Regions from separate parts of the Homo sapiens genome. Here region 2 is linked to region 1. The links are chromatin loops, found by intact Hi-C in ENCODE. Cell type or tissue: HCT116. All regions are shown on one strand. Links, peaks and the distances in the headings refer to the core of each region. The heading gives the core; the rest is flanking DNA.

Evidence for each region. Peaks named below come from ENCODE experiments on the same cell type or tissue, not always from the same donor. Only the 100,000 strongest peaks of a DNase experiment are listed, where the experiment ranks them.
Region 2: it touches region 1 in a loop (1.9-fold over the local background); 1 of 110 quality-filtered maps calls a loop at or near these places.

What each region holds. Positions count from the first base shown.
Region 1 is chr6:54,874,798-54,883,284 of GRCh38, reverse strand. All of the region lies in intron 2 of FAM83B (family with sequence similarity 83 member B), which reads right to left. Among named protein-coding and RNA genes, the nearest start is that of FAM83B, 32 kb to the right of the region's middle. In HCT116, for the core only: a CTCF peak has its summit at 4,387; a DNase peak (open chromatin) is centred at 4,372; H3K27ac peaks cover 1,551 bases.
Region 2 is chr6:54,796,583-54,805,069 of GRCh38, reverse strand. It overlaps LOC107986606 (a long non-coding RNA gene), which reads left to right and starts at 3,239. Exons shown (of 3, transcript XR_001744176.3): 1 at 3,239-3,333. In HCT116, for the core only: no CTCF peak of the experiment used is centred there; DNase peaks (open chromatin) are centred at 2,139 and 3,149; H3K4me3 peaks cover 555 bases.

The sequences.
Region 1 (8,487 bases), core at 2,758-6,757:
AATATATCTCATCTTAAAGAACAGGTATAAAATGACAATAATGGCTAGGCATGGTGGCTCACGCCTGTAATCCCAGCACTTTGGGAGGCCAAGGTGGGCGGATCACAAGGTCAGGAGATAGAGACCATCCTGGCTAACACGGTGAAACCAGTCTCTACTAAAAATACAAAAACAAAAAAATTAGCCGGGCGTGGTGGTGGGTGCCTGTAGTCCCAGCTACTCAGGAGGCTGAGGCAGGAGAAGCTCCCGGGAGGCGGAGCTTGCAGTGAGCTGAGATCGCGCCACTGCACTCCGGCCTGGGTGACAGAGCGAGACTCCATCTCAAAATAAATAAATAAATAATAAAAAAATAAAGTGACAATAATATAGAGGATGACTAACTGAAGTCTGGTAAGGGAATCAAACAAAGCTTTCCCAAACAAGTATAATTTAACATGGATTTTAAAAGATGAATTGGAGGCAAAAAGTTGGGAAAGAATGCTCCAAGTAGGTAAATAATCATGAACAAAAGCAGGAAGGAATACTTCTGCAGTGGAAGGCCCAGAACAGGTCCAGTAGCCCTGGAGTGGAAGTAATTGAGGGAGGCAGGAGATAAAGCACAAAGCCTCATCATATACTCCATGCTTATGAGTTGGAGTCCATGTGGCAGATAACCAGGAATCAAATGCAATAATACTGGAACAAAAGCATGGTTGTGAATGTTCAGCTGGTTTGCATGGAGCCTGCCTGGAGTGGTCTATCAGAGGTAATACACCATAATGGTAAGCCCAAGCAGGGTCTGTCTGAGCCCATGACCCAGGCTCAAATACCAGACCTGTCATTTTCTACTTCTGAAGCCTAGAAAAAATTATTTTTTTATTCCTCACCTCTAAAAAAAGGGCAATAAAGGTATCTACGTTAGAGAACTGTTGTGAAGATAAATGTGTTAATACATCAGTATATATAAAATGCTTCAAACACTGCCTGGCACATAGCATTAAACATTAGCTGTTACTGGTGTCATTAACAAATGTATTTCTCCTACCCACTAGAGAAGCAACATGATACAATAATCATAGAATAGAAGTCCAGATGCACTATGCACAATAGCAAAGACTTGGAACCAACCCAAATGTCCAACAGTGATAGACTGGATTAAGAAAATGTGGCACATATACACCATGGAATACTATGCAGCCATAAAAAAGGATGAGTTCATGTCCTTTGCAGGGACATGGATGAAGCTGGAAACCATCATTCTCAGCAAACTATCACAAGGACAGAAAACCAGACACCGCATGTTCTCACTCATAGGTGGGAATTGAACAATGAGAACACAGGGACACAGGGTGGGGAACATCACACACTGGGGCCTGCCGTGCGGCAGGGGGAAGGGGGAGGGATAGCATTAGGAGATATGCCTAATGTAAATGACCAGTTAACGGGTGCAGCACACCAACATGGCACATGTATACATATGTAACAAACCTGCACGTTGTGCACAAGTCCCTAGAACTTAAAGTAAAATAATAAAAATAAATAAATAAAAAAGAATAGAAGCCCAGATGCCTGAGTGCTGTCAGTCCTTATGGTCACCAAATGGGTGACTTTGGACTTTCTCAATTTCTCATTGCCCAATTGTAAAAAGACTACATGATCACAAACCTCAGATTTTATTTTTTTTTCAGTAACTGCTCCAGAATTCAGCAGGTTGAAATATGACTACTATGACTCAGTTTTTTTTATGATTATAGATTTTTTTCAGCAGCGTATATTGGATTGATATTTAGCCAAATGACAATGTTTTCCCTTTCATGTTTATTTATTGCCTGTGTTTGAGTTCAAGGAAGAAAAAAATTCAAAATGTGATTATTAATATGAAATTAATACAGCCCAAAGGAAAGTTCTCATTTTCAAAAGAAAATGTACAGTTACCAATTTTTCTTACTGATGATTACACAGAAACAGTTATGAGGCTTTCTTCATTTCTGAAGGAATATTACCATGAGACTCTCACCATATCAGCACTGGTATGCTAAGAGGTAGAGGGATGAGTAAGAAATGGGTGGAGGTGGCAGTAATGAAGGAGTATATTATCACTAATATTATTTACAATTGTCAGCACATGCTCTCAAAAGCAGACTGCCATCTAGTCAATCTTAGTGTTTTTAAATTCTGTGGGAGACACAGCAGCTCCCACTGTCCCCTATTTTGTTATGCCATTGCATTTCAGTACAAGAAACCAATTATTTTATTGTAAGAAAAATCCTAAGTGAAAAAAGACAGGAGGCAACTTTAAAAATATTATACAACATATGATCTCAAATATAACACATCTGAATCTTCTATTTCAGGGATTTATATAAGATATCAAAACACATACACATTCACTTGTGTATACATGTATGTCTCTATTTATTTAATAGGTAAGAAAATTTCTAACATCAATAGCAGTGATTATCTCTACTGGGAGATTATGATTGCCTTTTCTTAACCCTTTCTTGAATTTTTCCATATTGACTATAAGGAATGTATGTACCCTAATAATAAAAAATAAACCTTCGACTGGGCGCAGTGGCTCACACCTTTAATCCCAGCACCTGGGGAGGCCGAGGCGGACAGATCACGAGGTCAGGAGTTTGAGATCAGCCTGACCAACATGGTGAAACCCTGTCTCTATTAAAAATACAAAAATTAGCAAGGCATGGTGGCGCACACCTGTAATCCCAGCTACTCAGGAGGCTGAGGCAGGAGAATCACTTGAACCTGAGAGGCAGAGGTGGCAGTGAGCCGAGATCATGCCACTGCACTCCAGGCTGGGCAACAAAGCGAGACTCCGTCTCAAAAAAAAAAAAAAAAAAAAAGAAACCTTCTATATATACATTTGTCGCACTAGTAAAACATATTTGCTAATAAATATTTTGGAGGTATTTTATCTGTATCATATTTTTGCTACTTTAAAATTTCAATAATTGTCTCTATAATCCTGATACTTAAAGAGTAAACAGGTGGAAAAAAATCCAGATCCCATATAACACAGAGATCATTCGGGTGATGCCCATAAGCACACATGATTTTACCTATATATTTCCTATGAATCTTTTACCATATCCCTCAAATATTAGACTTTAAATCACTTGAAGTGGGCTTTTCCCCCCATCTGTATGAATTAGCAGAGTGCCTTGCACATAGCTGGGACTCAATAAGCATAGGTAGACTTAAACTATATGTAGATTGTTAAAACTTTTTTTGTACAGAAATAAATTTTATTAGCTTAAAATCAGATGATTAAGACATCTTAAAAATAGCTTTAAAACAAAAAAGGACTTTCCTTAAGATTCAGAATTAAGTAGTTACATTTACATTCTATTCTAGTAGGAAATTGAAGATATATTTTCCCCTTGAAAAGACATTTTGTTTGCTATTGGACGTCAGCTTCAGCCTATTGTCAGCTTGTTGCTGACCATTATCCCAACGCCTGTTACAACCTGTCTTACATTCTTCTGTATGTGTTAACTAACCAAAACACAATATTATTATGTCCAAAATCAGATTTCACAACATCACTGTCACTAAAAAACATCTCATGACTTCCCACTATTCTCTTCCACAAGGTTTGATCAAAGGACCTTCACAATTTGGCCGTAATCAACCTCTCTCAACAACTCTGCTTTCCTTTTTTTCCACCCTACTCTACTTCTCTCACGCTCCCCCGCTGTCTGAAAATGCCCAGCTCTCCACCATACATCTCCTACTTATCAAAACTATCCATCTAAATGGCCTGTTAAAAAAAGGGACCTCCTACGTGACCCCTTCCCAGTTTCTCCTTCTTCCACTCACCTGACCCAGCATAAAGGAATTGCGAAATAATTGCCTGTAAAAGTTTGTTTGAAAAGACTAAGTGTTGGGAGGTTCTGCTTCTCAGCAGGGTAGATAATCTCCTGTTTTATTAGGTCCTGGGACAGCATCTAATCCGTCATGTTCTTATCTCATATTCTGTATTTACCCACTCCTTTGCATCTGAATCTTATCCAAGTTACTTACAACTAGGTCCTCAGGGTCAGGACTGTTCTCCAAGTCAGTCTATTTGGGTTCCAATGTGAACCCTCATCTAGAGATACTTAGACATGTGTGTTGCCAGATGTCAGTGACTGGGGTTACGGATCAACCATCCAAAGGCTATGGTGAAGTCGTAACTTAAAAGTCCCCTTAACTCAGTCTCTATGCCTGCTTCCTGATCCCAACTTTGGGGCCTCTGACACCAACCTCAAATGACAATACCATCACTCCAACTGCTCAGGCAAAAAATGTTGAAGTCGTCTTATGTTGTTCAACCTATTTCACATCCCATGTTTCACTACCTTCAAAATATACCTAAAAACTAGCCATTGCTGCCACCACCTGACCATCTAAGATACCATCACCCCACACCTGAATTATTTTAGTAATATCTGATATGCTCATTCTTAGTCCCCTACAGTCAATTTTCAATATTACAGCCAGAAGTATACTGTTAAAATATAGCAGGTTTAAAATTGATGTCTCTCTTTTGCTCAAAATTCTCCTGTAGATTCCTGATTTACAGGAATCATAGCCAAGTTCCTTAAAATGGCCAGTGGGGATCCCCAAGATCTAGCCTCCATGTTTCCTCTCTGATGCATCTTCTACTCATCTCCTCTTTGCTGTCGGGTCCAACAACTGGTCTCTGCTCTTCTTCTAAAAAACAAGAAAGCTTCCCCTATGTCTCCTGTGTTCTGCCCACAAATACATGCATGGCTTATTCCTTCTTTTCTCAAATCTTGGCTGAAATGTCACTTTGTTAAGGCCTACTCCGAGCACCCTATTTAAAATTGCAAACTACCTTCCACCACCACTCTCAGCTCCCTTTACTCAACCATATTTGTGTTTTGCTTCTTCCTGCTAGCACTCCTTATTTATTAGTTGATTAACCCCATTTGTAGGTAAACTTCATTCAAGGGTACGCAGGGTTTCTTTGGTACTTTAATCACCTATGTATTCTCAGAACTTAGAATAGTATCTGATACATCATTGGCACTAAAAAAATAACTGCTAAATGAATAAATGGCCTGCAATACCTTTAACCTATAAGGTTGGCCAAAGACTTACTGATTTCCCTCATAGCTGAACCCAGCAGAGGCCAAAGGACAACTTCATTACCTGATTCTCCTTTTCTTCCTGCTTCAAATTTACCTTACCTTTGAACTCAGAAACGCATTTCCTTTCAGTGCCTCCTGGCCTGGTCTACATTCTGGGTACTAGCACCTCATCTACTTATCATTAACTTTTGTCAGTTCCAGGTGAGTGACTTCTGACTTCTAATAACAACCACATGATACTTTTTACCTGACTCATTTAGAAATCAATGCTTCCACATCTACACCCACTGATCTCAATCTTAGACCCTCTCAACCAGGTCTTCAAACACCTCCGATTAGGAATATGTAATCTTTACCACTTTCTAGTTATGAGCATTTTGGTTTCATTCTGCTTCATTACCGCTGACCAACCTACCACGTGAACGCAGTATTTTTCATCAGTAAAATGTGGATAAAAGGACACACTTCACAAGGTTACTATGAAGGTCAACTTAAGATAATGCATGTAAAGTGCTTAGCACAGTGCCTAACATGTAAGTGCTCAATACATGTTACCTGATATTGTTACTAAATTGCATAATATAAATTCATTACTCAAAATCAGATGTGAGTTCCAGTCCTTAGGATAAAAGTCGCCCAACTTTTTACAAGATAATTTGAAGAGTGACTAGTTAAATAAATCAATAATTGATATAAAAATATATGCCACATGATGGATCTGTAGCAACTATAAGACAGCAGGCAGAATCCTTAAAATGCAAAATGTCAGTGTGTCAAAATGTCAGCACTCATCATCTCAAAAAGGCTCCCATGGCAAACCTTCATGACTTTTTACATCTCATTGAGAGGACAGACAAGTAAAGTAATATCCCCTTATTTTCATGAAAGTTAACTTTTGATAAGATGCCTCAATGTGTACCTAAGGTCCTAAGCTTATCACCTCTATAACAAATGCCTAAAGAATGCCTTAAGTCTGGTCAAGTTATCTCTTCTTCCATGTTCCTTTCATTCCCTATTGGACTACCATCTGCCCTTTCTCCTTTGCAGAGTTTTTGCAGTTATTTTTGTGGCTTAGCCCTGAAGGCATCTGAGTGTGTAAAACTGCTAATTTCTACCCCTCTGGAATTTAGGTGTTTAGGCATTAGGAATTCTCAGTATTTTATGACAAGGTTTTATGATGACAATTAGCTTTGCCATTCCAACAAACTACTAAAGGTGTATCATCAGAAAATATTACACATTTCAATAAGTAACTGTTTGGTTTTTATTTTAAACCAGAGACAGGAAAGAATGAGTAAACATAAACAATCACAAAAAATAAACATTCTACTTCAGAGATCCCCAAATATATAGAACTACATTTTGTACCATAGTCAGTAACACTACCTCAAAGCTCAGAGGACTATACACACCATGTGCAGTACCTACAAAAATTGTTTCTCACTGCTTATTTTATATATATATATTTAAAGAGAGAGAGAGAGAATTTAAAAATACTAAAGAGTAATAGCTGACTAAAGGAAATAGTCTCAAAAACATTTCTCCCAATCAAATAAATTATATGCACTCCAGCAGGGTGCGGTGGCTCATGTCTGTAATTCGAGCAATTTGAGAGGCTGAGGCGGGTGGATCACCTGAGGTCAGGAGACCAGCCTGGCCAACATGACGAAACCCTGTCTCTACTGAAAATACAAAAATGAGCCGGGCGTGGTGATGGGTGCCTATAATCCCAGATACTAGGGAGGCTGAGGCAGGAGAATCGCTTGAACCTGGGGGGACAGAGGTTGCAGTGAGCCGAGATTGTGACATTTCACTCCAGCCTGGGCAAAAGAACAAAACTCTGTCTCAAAAAAAAAAAAAACAAAAACATATATATATATATATATATATATATATATATATATATATATGCACTCCTAAATAACTTGCATTTTAAATTATTTCTTTCCAACTATTAATAGAGGTATTGGTTAGTATTAGCAATGCAAAGACTCTGATAAACTTACTGACACCCATAAGTAACTGTATTTTTTCTTTTTAAAGCTAAATTCTTTTCTCAGTTGTCAATTTTTAAATAAAGTCTCTTAAAAATACAAGTCACTGAGGATCCTTAGACTTTACCTGATAATACACTGCAGAGTAAAACATCTGAAATTTCTAAGTTACTGACGACTTTGGTGTGCAACCAAGTTGGAAGTCTCATATAACAATTTCATTTTCATTTTTTCATACTTTTTTAATTTTTTGCTTCAACAAACATAAAATAGATATAGAATGTGTTGTCTCTCTGTATAGCACCACGAGTTTGTTAAAGACAGAGTACTGCCATACAGACACAGCAATTGTTGGCAGGATGAAGTCAGTGCAATTTTAACCAGATCTTTTTCTTTCTCTCTCCTTCCCTCCTCTCCTGTCTCTTTCCCACCTTCTTTTCTCTCCCTTTCTTCCACCTTCCCTCTTCCCCTCCACCTCTTCTTCCCCACCTTCTTTTCTCTCCCTTTCTTCCACCTTCCCTCTTCCCCTCCGTCTCTTCTTCCCTCTCTCTTTCCGTCCTTCTCCTCTCATGCCCTGTCTCTCAAACATACACACTCAAACATAAATATATATTAACATGTAATGCATTTTATTCACAGAAGAAATGTTCAACTTAATGTCCCAGGATAGTAATGTCATTAAATTTGACTAAGCAAAATATTATTTCCAAGAAGAAATCAATTTTGACTCAAATTCAAAGAATGACAAAATTCACGGTGAGAGTTGGGACAGGGATAGGGTAGAGAGGAAATTCTTAATAAAAATTAGGAACATCAGGACAGAGACCATTCTAGTCTAATGAAGGCACAGATAAACATATAAATAACACTTAGCTGGGCAGGACATGGTTGCAAAGGGATGCGGATGAAAGTAACATATCACGACACAATAAAAATCATTTCTATCACGAACTAATTCAACAAGGAATATAACATATCAAAATAATCTTAAGTTGGTAAGCAGTATTAGAGATTTGGATAGGAACACCAGATTTAAAAAATGTGAAAACATTTTTGCTTCATATCTTTTCCTAAATAAATGAAGAAACTTGAGGAGGTACAATGACTTGTTTAATGCCACGCTAGTTAGAGTCCTGGTGACAAAGTCTCTATTCTAGTTCTACTTTTATAATATCAGCTCACTCCCAAGAAGATTCCCCATCACCTGTTCATCTTCCTCTTTGCATCTGTGGGGCCAACTGATGGTTAATATTTCTCTATATTACTAATACCTCCCAAGGCCATAACAGACACACCCAGGAACTCAGTAAGTGACTCAGTAAAGAACCAAGCCCTGAACTCAGGTAATGTGGTATAGAGCGCATCAGGAATTACTCTGTCCTAATTCTCACTAGACT
Region 2 (8,487 bases), core at 1,442-5,441, 77 kb after region 1:
GCTACAGAAAACACAAGATACAATATTTATGCTATGTAATAGAGTATAAATAACTCCTCTTTTTATTTTGGAACACCAGTTATTCTGAAAAGTGAATTCTTTTGCAATTTGTCCTATGCTCATAGGCAGAAATAAAACCTTTCTGTCAGATATCAAAAAGTGCCTATAAGCTTTTTGTTTGACAACACCCAGCCCTTTCCACAGACCTTTTGATGACAAAGTTTCTAGTTTTCTAATTATCATGTTTAATCGTTTGTGAACATGTCCCCTGCTTCCAGTGTGATCTGCGCAGTGAAGAATAGAATGGAACTCTCAATTCTCTGGCTCTGGAGTAACTCTTTGGCTACTTATGTAGGCTAGGTCTTTGATAACCCATTTAAAATGTCAGCATTGAGAATAGCCCAACAGACTATGACCAAGCATCTCACTCTGGCCTATTAATCATAACCCAAGCCATTATCAATTGTCCATAGAAAAAAGCCTAAGGGCTGGCAGATATTCAGGATCATTTATAGATAATCAGAATCATTTAAAATCAGGCCCCAACTTACCCTTTCTCCCATATTACCCATGCCTACTTAAAATTGTTTTCTTATTAAATCAGTCTACTCACTATCTCTTTAAATCATGTCAGAGAGGCCAGGCACGGTGGCTCGTGCCTGTAATCCCAGCACTTTGGGAGGCCAAGGCAGACGGATCACTTGAGATCAGGAGTTCAAGACCAGCCTGGCCAACATGGTGAAACCCCACCTCTACTAAAAATACAAAAGTTAGCCAGAAATTGCTTGAACCCGGGAGGCGGAGTTTGCAGTGAGCTGAGATCATGCCACTGCACTCCAGCCTGGGTAACAGAGAGAGACTCTGTTTCAAAAAAAAAAAAAAAAAAAAAAAGTCAGAGCTATTTCTGCCTGCTCAACTACTATACCATTTCCTCTTTCATGAAATGAAACCTCCTCCCACTAACAGAATCCTCTCTTCGCATATAATCTACTCAAAATTCAAACAACAGCACAACCCCAGTCTCTTCCTCAAAACTGTGTCGGAGTGCCAAAGTTCACAGAATTGTATACTTTCTTTGAAAACGTCTTGCCCTTATTGTATATACTGGTTACAGTAGTAGCAACAACAATAATAATAATTGTCTAATGATGGTTACTATTTCACTGAGCACTTTGCTAGTCAATTCATGTATAACCCTAATGGGTAGATCTTATTTTACCTATTTTACAGGTTAGTAAACTAAGACTTCAAGTAGGATGAGTTACTAGGATTCAATTCCTGGTCTGCTTGACTCTGTAGTACTAGGTCACCTTATCTCTTTTGACCTGCTTTGTCCTGAATTCATCCACTTCTATTATTATTTTGCTGTGTTTGATGTAGTTTACTTTTAACTTATAAAATAATAATTTAGAGCAAATTAGTTTCATCTTCATATTTATATATTAAGTTTAACTATGTAAAACTCAAGAGTATTATAAATGCCTGAAAGAATCCTAAAAATGCTGTGACATTTGCTACCTAAGTCAGTTTACACTGATTCCTATTCAAATGGCAACACCCTTTCTTTGTTGGAATTCAATTACATGCATTCTAATTAAGAGATTCCTGGGTGAGCTTTACACCCTTTAGAAGTGAGAACTTGATTTAGACGTGTGGTATACGAGTTGGCCACAATTCTCCAGTCAACTTCCTAGGCAGTTCTCTTTCCAGGGCCTTATCTGAATGGTTTAGTTCCTCCCTATCATGCCAATAGCCAACCTCATTTTTGCCTTATCTGTCTTGCCTTCCCTAAGTGGCACTCCAAGCACAGGTCATCCAATTGTAGTTCTTCTGTATTATGTGCACTCAAGCTTCTGCTCTTTTTTCAAAGGTGTGGTCGAGGTGTGTGCTAATGAGTACTTTTTCTCCAGGCGCCTCATCTTCACCATATCAACTTGCATGCATTTTACTAGAAGCCAATTAGAGAGAGGGTTTGATTCACAGAGGTGACCTGGATGCTAGCATTTATGGCACTGTAAAGGTACAGAATTCTGACAGCAGGACTTTTCAACCCCCTAAAATCACAATACATATTCAGCCCTTACCACGAGTCCTGCTGCAATGACTCAGACTCTTGGCTTTTGAAAGTAAGTGGAGAAAGGAAAAAGCATATCTCAGCAGTGCTGAAGATTGAGGAAGGAGGCACTAGTGAAGCACCAAGGACAGAGTTGTCTTGAGTGTTAGAATTTTGCCAATCTAATATCACAAAAATTGCATAGTGGAATTGAATTTTCCTTCTTCAATCCCTTGTCAAGTAAGACAGAATAGAAGATAATGATCTTAATAATTATGTATAAATATATGTAGCTAGTACTTTTCCTGTGGTTTCTAAACTACATTAAGGTCATAGTCTTTTTATTTAAAATATTATGTGTACTTTAAGGCAAGTAGTTAGCTAATTCTCAAGCATTTCTATTAGGCAGTGCCATATTATTAACCTTGTTTTACCACAGACAAATTTTATTGACTTATTGTTTAGTCTTACAGAAAGATCACAGAGAACAGTAGAATTAAAATAATTTCATGTAATCTTTGTGGTCGTTGTGTTTTCTTTGAATAAATAATAGATCTAAATCTGTTGGTAAATCTAGGTGAGCAGTCTGTACTTAAAGAAAAATCATGTATTGTGTATGAGGTCAATGGAATGTTTGAATGAAGTAACATTGCCAAGTATTAAGTTGGCTATTACACATTCCTGTAGTGATCCATTTATCTCATCTTCCAGAATAATATGTTTCTAGAACATGATTGATACATTCTAATTCAGATTAAAATTTATGTCTTCTTATAATTCAGGTTTACTTCTGTTGTTATTCACAAATTTTAAGGAAAGACTACAAATTTTTCTGGGACTAATATTATTGCTTTCCTTTATTGCATATATTTAAAAGGAAAAAAGGAACTCAGTCCTCAAGTTCAATCAACCACTGATTGATATAAGGTTTTGCTTAGCAACATAGATTTTTAAATCAATGAATTTATTAATGTGAACCATGTACAACATATATGAGATGCAAATTCTTCAGGAACATTCAGCAAGCAAGAAGGAAATCTTATAGCTAAATGACTCACAAATAGCCCTGCCTGCCTGATTTATTATGGATTACTTGTATGAGTCATAAACACCAAAGCTCAGTTACTGGTATGTGACATCATGATATCACATGACTCTACTGGCAGGCATAGCTTTGTAAGCTCTAATTTCATAATTAACATTTTCAGGGTAAGATGGATAGGACATCGCAGTTGCAAGGCTTTCAACAAAAGCCTGGAGATACATGAAATATTATATTGGTGAGTAGAGTTTACTGACTGTAAGCCATATAAGGTAATGATTCAATGCTGAAGGAACTATCATTTTGCTTTTAATGGAGATTATGATAACAGTGTGGTCTTTCTAGCTCTTGTGCTGTATTTGTTTCATGATGGCTGACAGCTAACATTCCAAAAAGGGTTACATACTGGTAACTTTCCATTTAAAAATTCAAATACCTCCAATAATGCCAATAAAAAAAGAGAGTTTTGGCATTTTGCCTACATTGTATGCACTGTACAGTTACTTTTTAGTTGATTGATTGATTGTTATGCATGGGGATATGATTGGCATATGTTCTCAATGAGTTGAGTGTAATTGACTGACAGATGAGGCAATTCCTTTGTTACAGTGCAAGACTTTGGATTTCCTGGAAAGAGATATTTTTAATGATGAGTAAATCAATATTTTAATAATTTTTAAGTTGTATCTAATAAAATCTGGCTTTAAATCTGTTTCTCTCTTCCTCAATCTCTTTGATTAATTTTCTGCACCAATGGAGGGAAATGATGTGATGAATAATTTAAATGAGATAATTTTTAAAATGTATATGTATATATTAGTGCATAAGACTGAAACTGAAGAATAGCCTGTCTCATATTCTGCACCACTGTAAATCTTCAAGGGCAGATTCTGCCTTATTGAGTATATCTCTAGGATATAGCTCAGTGTCTGGCATATGTGCATATTTAAAAATATAAATTGAAAAGAAAAATATATTCCCCATCTTTGTGAATAGCCACACTAACAAGGCCCTTGTTGGTAGAGCAGGAAAGTAGTCCATTCCAAGTTATTCAGCTAGTAGGGTCTCTATGGTTTACTACATGCTAGAAACTGACTAGTAAATATTGGAACTTACTTATTGTTGTTATTTGAATGTTTGAATATTTTACTTTTAAATCTGCAGTAAAAGATGAGAAAAATATCAACAGGCTCCTATGTTCTTAGTGCCTGCACAGTTAGCACTAATGCTCTAAGTTGAGTGACAATTTTTATAACACAGTTTTTGTTTAAATCTTTTGCTACTTTTGCTCATAAAATTTCCCACTTTGAATAACATAGTAAATGTTGCATCTATCTATGAACCTGAATATTGTCCAAGTTCAGGTCCTAAAGATAAAGAGAATTGACTTATTGACTCTGATAATAAATTCCCATATCATTGGCATCATGCCGGTGTTATTTCTTCATTTTCTTCCTTGTACTTTTGTCTTTGTCATATGTATATTGAGTGTTCATATGTCAAATTCCGTGTTCCAGATACCATCAGTAAATGATAATCAAAAGAGTAATAAAACAATGTTATATTTATTAAATTATAATTGTATTAATAAAGACTTTGTCCCATTGAGCAAACTGTATATGTGGCTTTATAGGCTCACTGTGATGTCATGCTTCAGTCACCTCTAGATTATTTGCTTTGCATCATGTTCATACGTGCAGTCCTTTCTTCCACCCAGGAGAAAAGGAACCCATCACCTCATTGCCATACCATCTGGCTAGCGTAGGAGTGGAGTTTGCTCCTCTGAGAGTCATTTTCTTCTAACTAGCAGCCACACTGTCCAATTGAGAAAAAGTTTTATAGTATTTTGATGCCAATTAATGGATTAATGAGCATTTATACATCACTTCTTATGAACAAGGGAGATTAGGAAGAAGAACAAAGATTAAGAAGAGGAGAAGGAAGAAGAAAATGTTTATATGTGTATAAATGTGCATGTGTTTACACTTGTATATGTTTACACATATACATGTATGAAGATATGTGTATAAATGTGTATGTGTTTATATTTACACATATAAACATTTTCTTCTTCCTTCTCAAAAACTATTTGCAAACATAATTACATTAATGATATAAATTCTTAAACTTAGGCTTTTCAGATTTTAGATCTATGGTCCAGGCCCAATAAGCTCTACCATGTAGCTATTTCAGGCATTTTATAATAAAATAAGATAGTTAAATAGAAAAGACAAGTAAATTAAGTGAGGGGTTTCATTGTTGTTATTAAGTTAGGAGAGACCTCTGCATGCCAAAGAGAAAGGAACTTTACTAATTAAAACGGAAGGAGTGATGAGAAAACAAGTTATCTAAGAAGGGAGAGAGGAATAAATCAGTGTTTATTACAAGTGAGGTAGCTTTAAACAACATGAGGAATCTTTCTCAGTCCAAAGGGAAAGGTAAATATAGAAACAAAATTATGATGGATAGAAGTGAGAGAAACTTGGAAGTTTTCTCCAGATGGATTTTAAAGGCATTAGCTCAGACAGAGGACTAAAATGAGAGTAAGACCAGAGACTCAAGGAAGCAGTTGTTCTGGGAAATCACTACGGTGTGAAATTAGCAGATGATATATGAAATAATTGCACAGGAGTATAAAAGAATCCAGTGGAAGTTTGACCAGTCATTTCTGCATTTGGTCTAATACCATTTAGGGGCCAGAGCAGAAGTGGAAGGAAACAAGATTGGGATAATCCAGGACTGGGATTGACAGAACAGGCACACCAACCACGAAGGATGTGAGCCTGGGTTAGTGGAAGGGCAACATTGAGGGCTGCCCATGGACTGCTGCTGCTTGGATGCCACTGCTCCTTATTTGTTAGCAAGGCCAATCAAAAGCTGTCTCTAGTGCTTTCTCTCTGTTCTATCAGAAGATAAAAAGGGACTAATCTCTTCTCTCCTGATCATTATCAGCTCAGGTTTATTGGGGGTTCATCCTGCTTTCATTCAAATGCTCAGCCGTATGATGTTAATATCCTTTATATATGAGTGGCAAAAAGGTACAATGATCTAGCAGAACCCTAATGAACTATGGCATACAGAAGAAATTTATTATACACCTGATTGGATAAGAATTGACAGGTTAGGTACTAGCACTGATAGAACACTATGTAGCATCTTAAAAAAAATAGATTTCAGGTATTAATTCCAGAGGAAAGCTGATTTAGGGATTCAACACATTATTCTAAATTAGGCACATGATAAAATGCTATCTTTGATATGAAAGAGATAAGTAAGAATTCAACAATTTGGCTTTTCAGAAGCTTTTATGTATATATAGTGCCATCTCCCTAATAATGTGAGAATATTTTACTAAAGGTGTTGACTCAACATGATTACAGGATCCCTATGACATTGCAGCATATTTCTCTGATATGGTTTGTCTGTGTCCCCACCCAAACCTCATCTTGAATTGTAGCTCCCATAATTCCTATGTGTTGTGGGAGGGACCCGATTGGAAGTTAATTGAATCATGAGCGTGGTTTCCTCCATACTGTTCTCCCAGTAGTCAATAAGTCTCATGAGATTTGATGGTTTTATAAGCGGTGTATTAGTCCGTTTTTATGCTGCTGATAAAGACATACCTGAGACTGGGAAGAAAAGGAGGTTTAATTTGACTTACAGTTCTACATGGCTGGGGAGGTCTCATAATCATAGCAGAGGGTGAAAGGCACATCTTACATGGTGGCAGCAAGAGAAAATGAGGAAGAAGCAAAAGTGGAAACCCCTGACAAACCCATCAGATCTTGTAAGACTTATTCACTATTGCAAGATTGGCACGGGAAAGACTAGCCCCCATGATTCAATTACCTTCCCCTGGATCCCTCCCACAACATGTAGGAATTCTGGGAGATATAATTTAAGTTGAGGTTTTAGTAGGGACACAGCCAAACCATATAATTCCACCTCTAACCCCTCCAAATCTCATCTCCTCACTTTTCAAAACCAATCATGCCTTTGCAACAGTCCCCCAAAGTCTTTAACTCATTTCAGCATGAACTCAAAGTCCACAGTCCAAAGTCTCATCCGAGACAAGGCAAGTCTCTTCCACCTATGAGCCTGTAAAATCAAAAGCAAGCTGGTTACTCTCTAGATACGATGGGGGTACAGGTATTGGGTAAATTCAGCCATTCCAAATGGGAGAAATTGGCCAAAACAAAGTGGTTACAGGGCCCATGCAAATCTGAAATCCAGTACAGCAGTCAAATTTTAAAGCTCCAAAATGAACTCCTTTGACTGTAGGTCTCACATCCAGGTCACACTGATGCAAGAGGTGGATTCTCATGGTCTTGGGCAGCTCCGTCCCTTTGGTTTTGCATGGTACAGCCTCCCTCCTGGCTGCCTTAATAGGCTGGCATTAAGTGTCTGTGGCTTTTCCAGGTGCATTGGTGCAAGCTGTTGGTGGGTCTACCATTCTGGGGTCTGAAGGACAGTGGCTCTCTTCTCACAGCTACACTAGGCAGTGCTCCAGTAGGGATTCTCTGTGGGGGCTCTGACCCCACATTTCCCTTCCACACTGCACTAGCAGAGGTTCTCCATGAGGGCCCTGCTCCTGCAGTAAACTTTTGCCTGGGCATCCAGGCATTTCTATACATCTTGAAACCTAGGTAGAGGTTCCCAAACCTCAATTCTTGACTTCTATGTACCCACAGGCTCAGCACCACTTGGAAGCTGCCAAGGCTTGGAGCTTCCACCCTCTGAAGCCACAGCCCAAGCTCTATGTTGGCCCCTTTCAACCATGGCTGGAGCAGCTGGGACACAGGGCACCAAATCCCTAGGCTGCACACAGCATGGGGACCCTGGGCCCAGCCCACAAAACCACTTTTTCCTCCTAGGCCTCCAGGCCTGTGATGGGAGGGGCTGCCATGAAGGTCTCTGACATGGCCTGGTTACATTTTCCCATGGTCTTGGAGATTAACATTAGGCTCCTTGCTACTTATGCAAATTTCTGCAGCTGGCTTGAATTTCTCCCCAGAAGATGGGTTTTTCTTTTCTATCACATAGTCAGGCTGCAAATGTTCCAAACTTTTGTGCTCTGCTTCCCCTGTAAAACTAAGTGCCTTTAACAGTACCAAAGTCACCTCTTGAATGCTTTGTTGTTTAGAAATTTCTTCCACCAGGTACCCTAAATCATTGCTCTTAAGTTCAAAGTTCCACAAATTTCTAGGGCAGGGGCAAAATGCCACCTGTCTCTTTGCTAAAACACAACAAGAGTCACCTTTGCTCCAGTCCCCAGCAAGTTCCTCATCTCCATCTGAGACCACCTCAGCCTGGCCCTTATTGTTCATATCACTATCACCATTTCTGTCAAAGCCATTCAACAAATCTCTAGGAGCTTCCAAACTTTCCCACA